Regions from separate parts of the Homo sapiens genome. Here region 2 is linked to region 1. A link is an interaction called in ENCODE POLR2A ChIA-PET data of the cell type or tissue named here. Cell type or tissue: HepG2. All regions are shown on one strand. Links, peaks and the distances in the headings refer to the core of each region. The heading gives the core; the rest is flanking DNA.

Evidence for each region. ChIA-PET counts read pairs that join two places held together with the same protein. Peaks named below come from ENCODE experiments on the same cell type or tissue, not always from the same donor. Only the 100,000 strongest peaks of a DNase experiment are listed, where the experiment ranks them.
Region 2: POLR2A ChIA-PET joins it to region 1 with 6 read pairs; 6 of 35 experiments call an interaction of 5 or more read pairs at or near these places.

What each region holds. Positions count from the first base shown.
Region 1 is chr16:81,546,908-81,551,996 of GRCh38, forward strand. All of the region lies in intron 1 of CMIP (c-Maf inducing protein), which reads left to right. Among named protein-coding and RNA genes, the nearest start is that of MIR7854, 16 kb to the left of the region's middle. In HepG2, for the core only: no CTCF peak of the experiment used is centred there; DNase peaks (open chromatin) are centred at 2,464 and 3,724.
Region 2 is chr16:81,428,875-81,433,963 of GRCh38, forward strand. No RefSeq gene overlaps it. Among named protein-coding and RNA genes, the nearest start is that of CMIP, 13 kb to the right of the region's middle. RefSeq lists enhancers at 3,634-4,545, 4,178-4,427, 4,546-5,089. In HepG2, for the core only: no CTCF peak of the experiment used is centred there; DNase peaks (open chromatin) are centred at 2,487 and 2,917; H3K4me3 peaks cover 1,257 bases.

The sequences.
Region 1 (5,089 bases), core at 350-4,349:
GCTCTTGTACTGGAGAGTGCCGATGTAGAACATTCCCTGCATCGCGAGAGCTCCCTGGATGGTGCTGGGCTGCAAAGGCCACTCCCCCGGGAGTGCACAGCCTTGCGGTATTAAAGACCGGCACATATTCTGTGACAGTACAGGGCAGTCTGGGCTGGGATGTGGGCACACAGATGTGGGATGGCCGAGCCATGCCTGGGCTCCCGGAGGCAGGGAGGTTTCAATGGTGTTTAAGTCAAGTGAGGAGGATCTGGGGCAGAGGAGGAGAGGGATAGCATATCTGGTAGAGGGAAGCACATATGTCAAGGCCTGGCCTCCAGAAAGAGAGACGGAAGGGGTTCAGCGCGGCTGGGTCGTAGACCATGTCATGTTTATGTGGCCGAGGGCATGGGGTGTGTGCAGCGAGGGTGACTCTGGAGGGGGACACAGACCAGCTCCTGCAGATGCTCTGCCATCTCTGCAGAAAGACCCCCGCTCCAGGCTCCCTGCTGGCCCTTCCAGTCAGATAGAGGGTCTTTGCAGGCCATCTCTTGCTGTGGGCACGCTGAGCAGAGGGTCCCAAAGCCAGTGACAACCAGTTCAGAGGAGGGCCTGGTTTGCGGGGTCAGGGCTGGACACCTTGCTCAGAGGGGTAGCTGGGCCTTGGAGACAAACTTACCGTTTCAGGCAAAAGCGAGGGTTTGCAGGTGGAGGGTGGGAAGCGGGGGAGGAGGAGGAGGAGGAGGAGGAAGGAAGGGATCTCCTCAGAAGCCTGCAGGGTCCAGATTGAGTGTCCGTTAGTTCAGTGTACCCAAGAAAACACTTCAGGAAATGGCCCCTCTTCCCTTTGGGGAAGTGCAAGATGAAGAAGAATTGGAGAGGCTGGCTCACAGTTGTGGGGCAGTGAGGGGGAATTTGGCAGACACCGAAATTGGACACTGGGACCCTTGGCCTGGGACCAGCTTGTGCCCCAGGGCCAGGTGCTGTGGCAACAAAGGAATGCCCAGGGAGCCAGGCAGGCCTCTTCAGCTCTGCTCTTCCTGTCACCCGAGCAACTCGCAGCCTCTGATCCCAGCCTCCTCTGCAGCACGCCGGCAATCATGTCATGCTGTAAAGCTGTTGGAACAATTTCCAGATCATTACAGCGGCTGGCATTTATCTAGGGCTTACCTTGACCCAAGCATTGTAGTATATACATCATGATTTTTCAGCCTCAGCTCTACTGACATCTAAGGATGGATCACTTTTTTTTTTTTTTTTTTTTTGAGACAGGGTCTCCCTCTGTCCCTCAGGCTAGAGTGCAGTGGTACAATCATGGCGCACTGCAGCCTCGACTTCCTGGGCTCAAGCGATTCTCCTCCCTCAGCCTCCTAAGTAGCTAGGACTACAGGCACAGGCCACCACTCCTGGCTAATTTTTAAAGTTTTTGTAGAGATGGGGTCTCGTTTTGTTGTTCAGGCTGTTCTCGAACTCCTGAGCTGAAGCGGTCCTCTTGTCTCACCTGCCTCCCAAAGTGCTGGGATTACAGTGTGAGGCACCAGCCAGCTGGATCAGTCTTTATTGCGGGCACTGTCCTGGGCATGGTAGGACATTTGGCACCATCCCTGGCCTCCACTCACTAGATGCCCACAGCACCCTTCCACCCCAGTTGTGACAACCAAAAATGTCTCCAGGCCACGTGTGGTGGCATGCACCTGTAATTCCAGTTCCTTGGGAGGCTGAGGTGGGAGGATCACTTGAAGCTAGGAGTTGGAGACCAGCCTCAGCAACATAGGGAGACCATGCCTCTACAAAAAAAAAAAGAAAAAAAAAAGCCAGGCATGGTGGTGTGTGCCTGTAGTCTTAGCTACGTGGGAGGCTGAGGCAGGAGGATTGCTTGAGGCCATGAGTTCAAGGCTGCAGTGAGCTACGATCATGCTGCTGCACTCCAGCCTGGGTGACAGAGCAAGATTCTGTCTCTGAAAAAAACAAAAAGGAAAAAGGAAGCTGTGTCTGGACATTGCCAAATGCCCCCCGTTGGGAACCACTGCTTTACACATTGACTCCTTCATTCTCATAGCAACCCATTTCACACACGAGGATTGACTTGGCACCACAGCTGGACCATTGGTGCTGAGGTTTGAACCCAGGTCTGTCTGCATGGGCCTGTACTCAGTTCCTGGATCTATTTTACTGCAGGCTTAGGTGGAAAGGGCGTGGCCCAAAGCCAGATGTGTAGTAGGTAGTCAGGGAAAGGGGCTTTTCTGATGATTTGTCACTGGCTTATTCAGTCAACAAACCAGACCCTAAGTGCAGGTTGCAGGATGAGGAGGGAGCCGGTCAACCTGCAGGAGCACCTGGGTGACCAGCCTGAGGGTTGATGGAGCCATTTGTATTTCTTAGGCAATGATTAACCTGGTTGAGCTGGTAAATCATTCGATAGAACCTTACCCTGGAAAATGCCGGGCTTGCAAATGGGGGGCCGTTGGTTTCACATCTGCTGTTTCTTCATTGGACTTTGTCACCCATGAGGTCAGGAGCCAGCAGCCGAGGGCCGTTGGGAAATTCTCCTTGGGCAGATAGCTGCCACTTTTCCTTGCTAGCCCTGGAGTGCTGTACGTGCCCCAGGAAACTGTCCCATGTAGGGGATTTTCATGGCTGGGCTCTGTGTGTGTTGGGGGCGGGGGGCGGAGGATATTGAAGAAGCGGCCCTGAGTGAAATGCCAGTGGTCCTGAGAGGCGGGGCTGAGACCTCCTCTTTATTTATTTGTCTTTGGAAATTGTACCATTCATGATGAAATCGCCCCTAAAGGACACAGGCAGCAAGGACTGGCCTTTGCTAGACCTGGTAAGCTGGGCAGACCGAGCCCAGAGCAGGGCCTGGGTGCCCCAGCAGGGCACAGGGTGCTGGCTGGTTCCTCTGAAGGCAACTGCGCGTTCTCTTCCCATGTGGAGAAACCAGGCAAATGTGTGTGTGCATGCGCGCGTGCATATGCCAGTGTGTATGTTTGTACATGTGTATTTGAATGTGTGTGTGCAGTGTGCTGTGTGTACATGCTTGTGCATTTGTGTGTGTGTGTATGTGCACACAAGCCTGTGCCGTCCAAGTGCCCATGTGCATATTTAAATGCGCTCACCCGTGTGCGTGGGCAAATGTGTGCACATCTACATGTGTGTCAGAATTATTGTGCGTGTGCCTATGTGATGTGATTTCACCCCACCCCTATGGCTGTAGGACGAAGGCAGTACACACTGAGCACCCTGCCCATGCCCTCGGTAGCACTCCTTCTTTCCTTACTGTTCCACAGTGGATACAGAGAGACCTGAATTTAATACCCAGCTTTGCCAGTTACTCATTGCATGATCTGAGGCTGGTCATGCAAGCTCTCTGAGCCTCAGTCTTCTCATCCGTGAAATGGGAGAATAAGGAACAGCACTGGTGTGGAGTGGCATTGAAGGTCATGGGTCATAGGTGTGTGTGTGGCTGGGGCCTGCCTTAGGTGGCAGTCAGTGATGGCATGCCCTCCCAGCTTTGGGAAGGTCTGGCCCTGTCCATGGAGGTGCAGGAGGGTCGCAGGGCTTTAGTTGCTTCTTTCTGCTCATGCCCCCCTCCCACTCTTGGCTGGGAAACCTTGGCAGCACTGGGCAGGATGGTGTTGACAGGTCTTATCCCGTCAAAGAATGTCTATGTGGCTTCCACCCTCTGTGCTCTAGGTGTGGCCTGGGGTCACATGGCTGCTATTGCTAGGATAGACCAGGAGGACCCAGTGGAGCTGTTTGTGCTTCTGGAATCTACCTGATCAATTAGAAACTACTAGAAGGCTGAAGTCAGGGGCTTTGGTGACCTTGGCTTTTGCCCACTGGTGACCACAGCACTGTCATTCTGAAGTGATGCCTGGTTACAGCACATAGATTCTCCTTACACCCAGGAGAGGATGAAGAAAGTCCTAACCCCATTCTGTGCCCTCCCCAGTTCCATCACACACACCCCAGTTCCATCACACACACCCCAGTTCCATCACACACACCCCAGTTCCGTCACATGCACCCCAGTTCCGTCACATATATCCCAGTTCCGTCACACACACCCCAGTCCCGTCACACGCACCCCAGTCCCGTCACACGCACCCCAGTCCCGTCACACGCACCCCAGTTCATCACACGCACCCCAGTCCCGTCACACGCACCCCAGTCCCGTCACACGCACCCCAGTCCCGTCACACGCACCCCAGTTCCATCACATATATCCCAGTTCCATCACACGCACCCCAGTTCCATCACACACACCCCAGTTCCATCACATATGTCCCAGTTCTATCACACGTACCCCAGTTCCATCACACGCACCCCAGTTCCATCACACACACCCCAGTTTCATCACACACCCCAGTTCCATCACACACACCCAGAGGGTTCTGAGTAACCATGGGCAACCAAAAGCCAGGAAAATGGGGGGATTTCCTCTGCCTCCCAACTGTTTTCTGATTAGTCACTTCTAGCTAATTAGCAAGTGACAAATGGGACAATAAAGCTGAAAATATCCATTGGCTTCCTGGAATCCCAGCCACAGACATGGCACATGGGACCTGGCTGAGAAGCAGAAAAATGAAAAAACATTTGGGGTCCTGAGGAAGGAAGCACAGAGGACCACGTCGGGCCAGCCATGTCAGTGTGTGGCTGTAGGTGGCTGCAGTGTGTGCCTCAAAGACACACTGGGGCCGTGTGCAGTATGTGGGAGCTGTGGGAACCTGCTCTGTCTTCCGTTTTCTCTCCACACTGTCTGGAAGAAGTGATTTCATCTCACAGTCATTTGGTGACTAAGGCAAACTTCCCCCATCCAAGGTGGAAATTGTCACAGGGCCCTGGGGACATCATAGGGGTCTGTGTCCAAGGTGGCCTCTGCTTCCAGAGGTGGCTGAGGCCCCTGTTGTGGACAGTTCCCCTGGATGCATGTGGGTGACAGCTCCTGCTCCCATAGACAGTTCCCCATGCATCCTCAGATGGGTGAGGCTCTGCTGCTGTGACAAAGACTCCCCGGTCCAGGGACTTGAAACAACTTTGTTCTTGCTCAGTCACCATGGACGCTGTTCCCCACCGGCAGTGTGCAGGGGGGCCCTGGCTGGTGGGGTCC
Region 2 (5,089 bases), core at 503-4,502, 120 kb before region 1:
CCTCCTGAGTAGCTGGGATTACAGGCGCCCACCACCATGCCTGGATAATTTTTGTATTTTCAGTAGAGACAGGGTTTCTCCATGTTGTCCATGCTGGTCTTGAACTCTTGACCTCAAGTGATCCGCCTGCCTCGGCTCCCCAAAGTGCTGGGGTTACAGGCGTGAGAGCCTGGCCAAAAATATATCATTTTTGAAAAAAAAAATTTTTTTAAAGAGTTCCTAGACTTGTTATGGCCACATTGTTTTGTGGCCACCAGGGGGTTTGTCTGCACTCTTTGCTGGGCTTGCCCCAGGCAATTGGCCAATGGGAAGATTTGCCAGCATCGGGCAGCTGAAGGTGGTGGAGCAAGGGGGAAGGGAGTGCGAACCTGAGCCAGAGGGGCTCCAGGGAAATGGCTGCAGTGGAACCAGGGCAAGGGACAAGGCTCAGAGCCTTCTCTAGGGCTGAGGATGGTGACACCAGGAGGGAGGCCCAGAGAAAGCACCAGGAAAGGTGTGGAAAGTTGCAGAACTCCCAAGAGCTGGTGGAAGCAACAGCACACATCATCAGGGAGCAAGGCAGAGTGCGCAGCAGGGTTTCAAGGGGCTGGGGCAGATGGAACAGGAGGAAAATGAACCTCCCCAGGGACTTGTCACCACTAACTTAGATGATAAGCAGGCAGGTGAGAAATACACAGGCCTTTGGCAGGCTCCATCAGAGGCCAGAGGAAAAAAGGAGGAGATCAGTTGGGGGAGGTCTGAGCTGGGGGGCCAGGAATGCCGAACCTGGTTTTGCCATCTGTCACCCGTGTGGTCTTGGGGAAGGCTTCTTCTTCCCTTCTTTGAGCCTTAGTTCTCCCTACCTGCAAAAGAGACAGGGTGGGGCTGGTCGTAATGGCTCACGCCTGTAATCTCAGCACTTTGGGAGGCTGAAGCTGGTGGATCACGAGGTCAATAGATAGAGACCATGGTGGCCAACATGGTGAAACCCTGTCTCTACTAAAAATACAAAAATTAGCTGGGCATGGTGGTAGGTGCCTATCGTCCGAGCTATTCGGGAGGCTGAGGCAGGAGAATCACTTGAACCCGGGAGGCAGAGGTTGCAACGAGCTGAGATTATGCCACTGCAGTCTGGCCTGGTGACAGAGTGAGACTCTGTCTGAAAAAAAAAAAAATAGGGGTACCCCAGAAGACCCCTATAGATTTAAAATTTTTTTTTTTTTAGCCCTGGCAAGAAAAATGTTCTAGCTTGCTGATCTCTTCCTGGGGATAAGTAAGAGTGACATGGCTGCTAGAATTAGTATGTATTGATGGCCCCTTTAGCACTTCTCCTTTCAAAGAGGTAAATACCAAGTACAGACTCAAAGCTGCGAGTTGCCTCCGTGCTCAGGCTGCGCATGGTGGCTCACACCTATAATTCCAGCACTTTGGGAGGCTGAGGCAGGAGGATCTCTCTTTTTTTTTTTTTTTGAGATGGAGTCTAACTCTGTCGCCCAGGCTGGGGTTCCATGGCGTGATCTCTGCTCACTGCAACCTCCACCTCCTGGGTTCAAGCAATTCTCTTGCCTCAGCCTTCCAAGTAGCTGGGATTACAGGCACCCGCCACCATGCCCGGCTAGTTTTTTTTGTATTTTTAGTAGAGACGGGGTTTCACCATGTTGACCAGGCTGGTCTTGAACTCCTGATCTTGAGAAATCCACCTGCCTCGGCCTCCCAAATTGCTGGGATTATAGGCATGAGCCACCGGGCCCAGCAAGGAGCATCTCTTGAGCCCAGGAGTTCAAGACCAGCCTGAGCAACACAGTGAAGCCCCATCTCTACTAAAAAACAAAAAAAAATGTGAGAGAAACAAAAAATATTTTGTTTGTTAAACAAAAAATGTTAGAGAAACAAAAAACGTTTTGTTTATTAAACAAACAAAAAATGTTAGCCCAGTCTGTGCTGCAAGCCTATAGTCTCAGCTACTTGGGAGGCTGAGGCAGGAGGATTGCTTGAGGTTGGAAGGTTGAGGCTGCAGTGAGCTATGATCACACCATTGCACTCCAGCCAGGGCAAAAGAGCGAGACCCTGTCTCAAAAAAAAAAAAACAAAAACAAAAAACAAACAAACAAAAAAAAACAAAGGCCGGGCATCGTGGCTCACGCCTGTAATCCTAGCACTTTGGGAGGCCGAGGCAGGTGGATCACTTGAGCTCAGGAGTTCGAGACCAGCCTGGCCAACATGGTGAAACCCAGTCTCTACTAAAAATACAAAAGTTAGCCGGGTGTGGTGGTGCACCCCTGTAATCCCAGCTACTCGGGAGGCTGAGGCAGGAGAATTGCTTGAACCCGGGAGGCAGAGGCTGCTGTGAGCCAAGATGGTGCCACTGTGCTCCAGCCTGGGCAACAGAGCAAGAATCTGTTTCAAAAAAAAAAAAATCCTGCAAGTCACCAAATAATGGTATGAAATGAACACAGAATCTAATGTACACAGGCCTGGATTCCAGTCCCCTGTGGCCTTCAGGGTTGAGTCCACGATTGATTGGTGGTGTCTGTCATGGTCAAAGAAATGAGTCAGCTTTCCCACTTTCATACAGATCTAGGGTTTCTCAGCTGCAACTAACCTTTGAGAGAGATTTGCCTAGTTAACCCCTGAGTAAAATCTGCTTAAGATTTTTAGCCAAACAAAATAGAAAAAAATGAATAAAGAGAGAAGTAAACTACTTGCCTGAATCCCTGGCCCAGGACCCAGCCACCTGTCAACCACTGCTATTGTGAAACCACTCAGGCAGAGGGGACACTGTCCAGCTCAGATTCACGGGTCATTGTCATCCACGCTGAATGAAACTCATTAGTCCTTTGTGAGCTGTTCAGGTTTAATGCCTCTAAAATTGCCTGATGAAACTGGAGCGTGGTTGGGAAACAGACAATGGGCCGTCCGGCTGAACAAAGCTGTCCTAAGTGCTCAGCGCAAAGTCGAGTCAGGTCCCGCCCATGGCACCCGGAGTGGAGCCTCAGAAATCATGACTGCTCCCTGTGAATATTCTAGTGTGAGCTCGAGGACAGTAGGGCAGACTTGGGTCCATGCCTGTCCCAGATAAAACCGGGTGAGCGACGCCCTGGGGGCTGAATGGAGGCCCGGCGAGCAGGGTGTGCTTACGGAGAACCAGCCGGGCTGGGGGCAGAACACATGCACTGCTGTGGTGGGCTTTGGGCTCTGCTATGGATTGGATTGTGCGCTCCCAAAATACAAGTCCTAGCCCTCAGCATGTGACCTTTTTTGGAAATAAAGTTTTTGCAGATGTAATAAGTGAAGATGAGGTCATACTGGAGCAGGGTGGGCCCCGATCCGATGACTGTGTCCTTATAAAAAGGGGAAGTTTGGACACAGACACACAGGGAGAACGCCTTGAGCATGAAGGCAGAGATTGCGATGATGTGTCTGTCTACAAGCCAAGGAATGCCAAAGATCACCAGCAGAGAGAGGCATGGAACAGACACTTCCCCCACAGCCCGCAGAAGGAACCAGCCTGCCAACATCTTGATCTTGGACTTCTGGCCCCCAGAACTATGAGAAAATAAATTTCTTGTAGTTGTTTAAAGCCCCCTAGTTGGCGGCAGCTCCATGGAACTGATACAGAAACCTGGCTTTGAGGCCGTCTCTCTGGAAGACTTTGGGCAAATGACTTTCCTCTTTGAGCCTGGGGTTGGGAACCTGAGACTGGGGAGGCCTGGCTGTATAGAAATCACAGGCCATGCCGGGCGCGGTGGCTCACGCCTGTAATCCCAGCACTCTGGGAGGCCGAGGCAGGCGGATCACGAGGTCAGGAGATTGAGACCGTTCTGGCTAACACGGCGAAACCCCATCTCTACTAAAAAATACAAAAAAAAAAAAAATTAGCCAAGCATGGTGGCAGACGCCTGTAGTCCCAGCTACTAGGGAGGCTGAGGCAGAAGAATGGCGTGAACCTGGGAGGCCGGAGCTTGCAGTGAGCCAAGATCGCGCCACTGCACTCCAGCCTGGGTGACAGAGCGAGACTCTGTCTCAAAAAAAAAAAAAAAAAAAAAGAGATCACAGGCCCTTCAGACCCCTTATCCCGACATTTAGAGGTGGAAAACCAGCAGATGGTGACCACTTCACCCTGGGCAACTGGGCTGAAGTGGCCTATTGGGGCCCGGGGCCAGACACAGAAGCAGAGGCAGCCTGTCAGGAAGGCCAGGGGCTGGACAGGCTCACAGAGAGGGTAGGAAGAAACACAAGAGAGAGGAGGCTTTCCGATGATTCCGCGGTTCCTGCTCCCGTGAGGCCTGGTTATTCAGCTTTTGCGGGCCTCCCTTGTGTGAATTCCTTCCATCAATTACCTTCTTGAAGGTTTCACAGGGGCAATATTTTAACTGATCTCTTTCCCTGTCTTTGGAAGTGCTTTGAAAGCTGTAGTGCGAGATACACATTTTCTCAGCAACCACAAACGGTATCCAGCACCTGCTGTATGCAGATGCAGGGTAACAGCCTAGCAGCTGCGGATCTCGGCCCCAGGTGGTCACAGGCCAGTGGGAGTGTCCTGGGGCTGCACGAGACCCTGACATGCCCCGAGAACGTGGCAGTGCCTTCTCCCTCAACTCTGGGTCAAAATAAAAACAGGGAGATGGCCAGCAAAGTGCCCCTGTGTTCCGTTGTTGGCTGTTAAATGCTTTGGTGAAATGTCACATCTCAAATACTTCCCCTTCCTCATCTTTTTTTATTTTGAGAGACATGGGCTAACAGATGAATTGTAAAAAATATGACTGAGGCGGGTCGGGCACGGTGGCTCATGCCTGTAATCCCAGCACTTTAGGAGGCAGAGGCGGGCGGATCACGAGGTCAGGAGATCGAGACCATCCTGGCTAACACAGTGAAACCCCGTCTCTACTAAAAATACAAAAAAATTAGCCGGGCGTGTTGGCAGGCGCCTGTAGTCCCAGCTACTCGGGAGGCTGAGGCAGGAGACTGGCGCGAACCCGGGAGGCGGAGCTTGCAGTGAGCCGAGATCGCGCGCCACTGCACTCCAGCCTGGGTGACACAGAGCGAGACTCCATCTCAAAAAAAAAAAAAAAATATGACTGAGGCTAAAATAGGCAATATGGCATGGTGG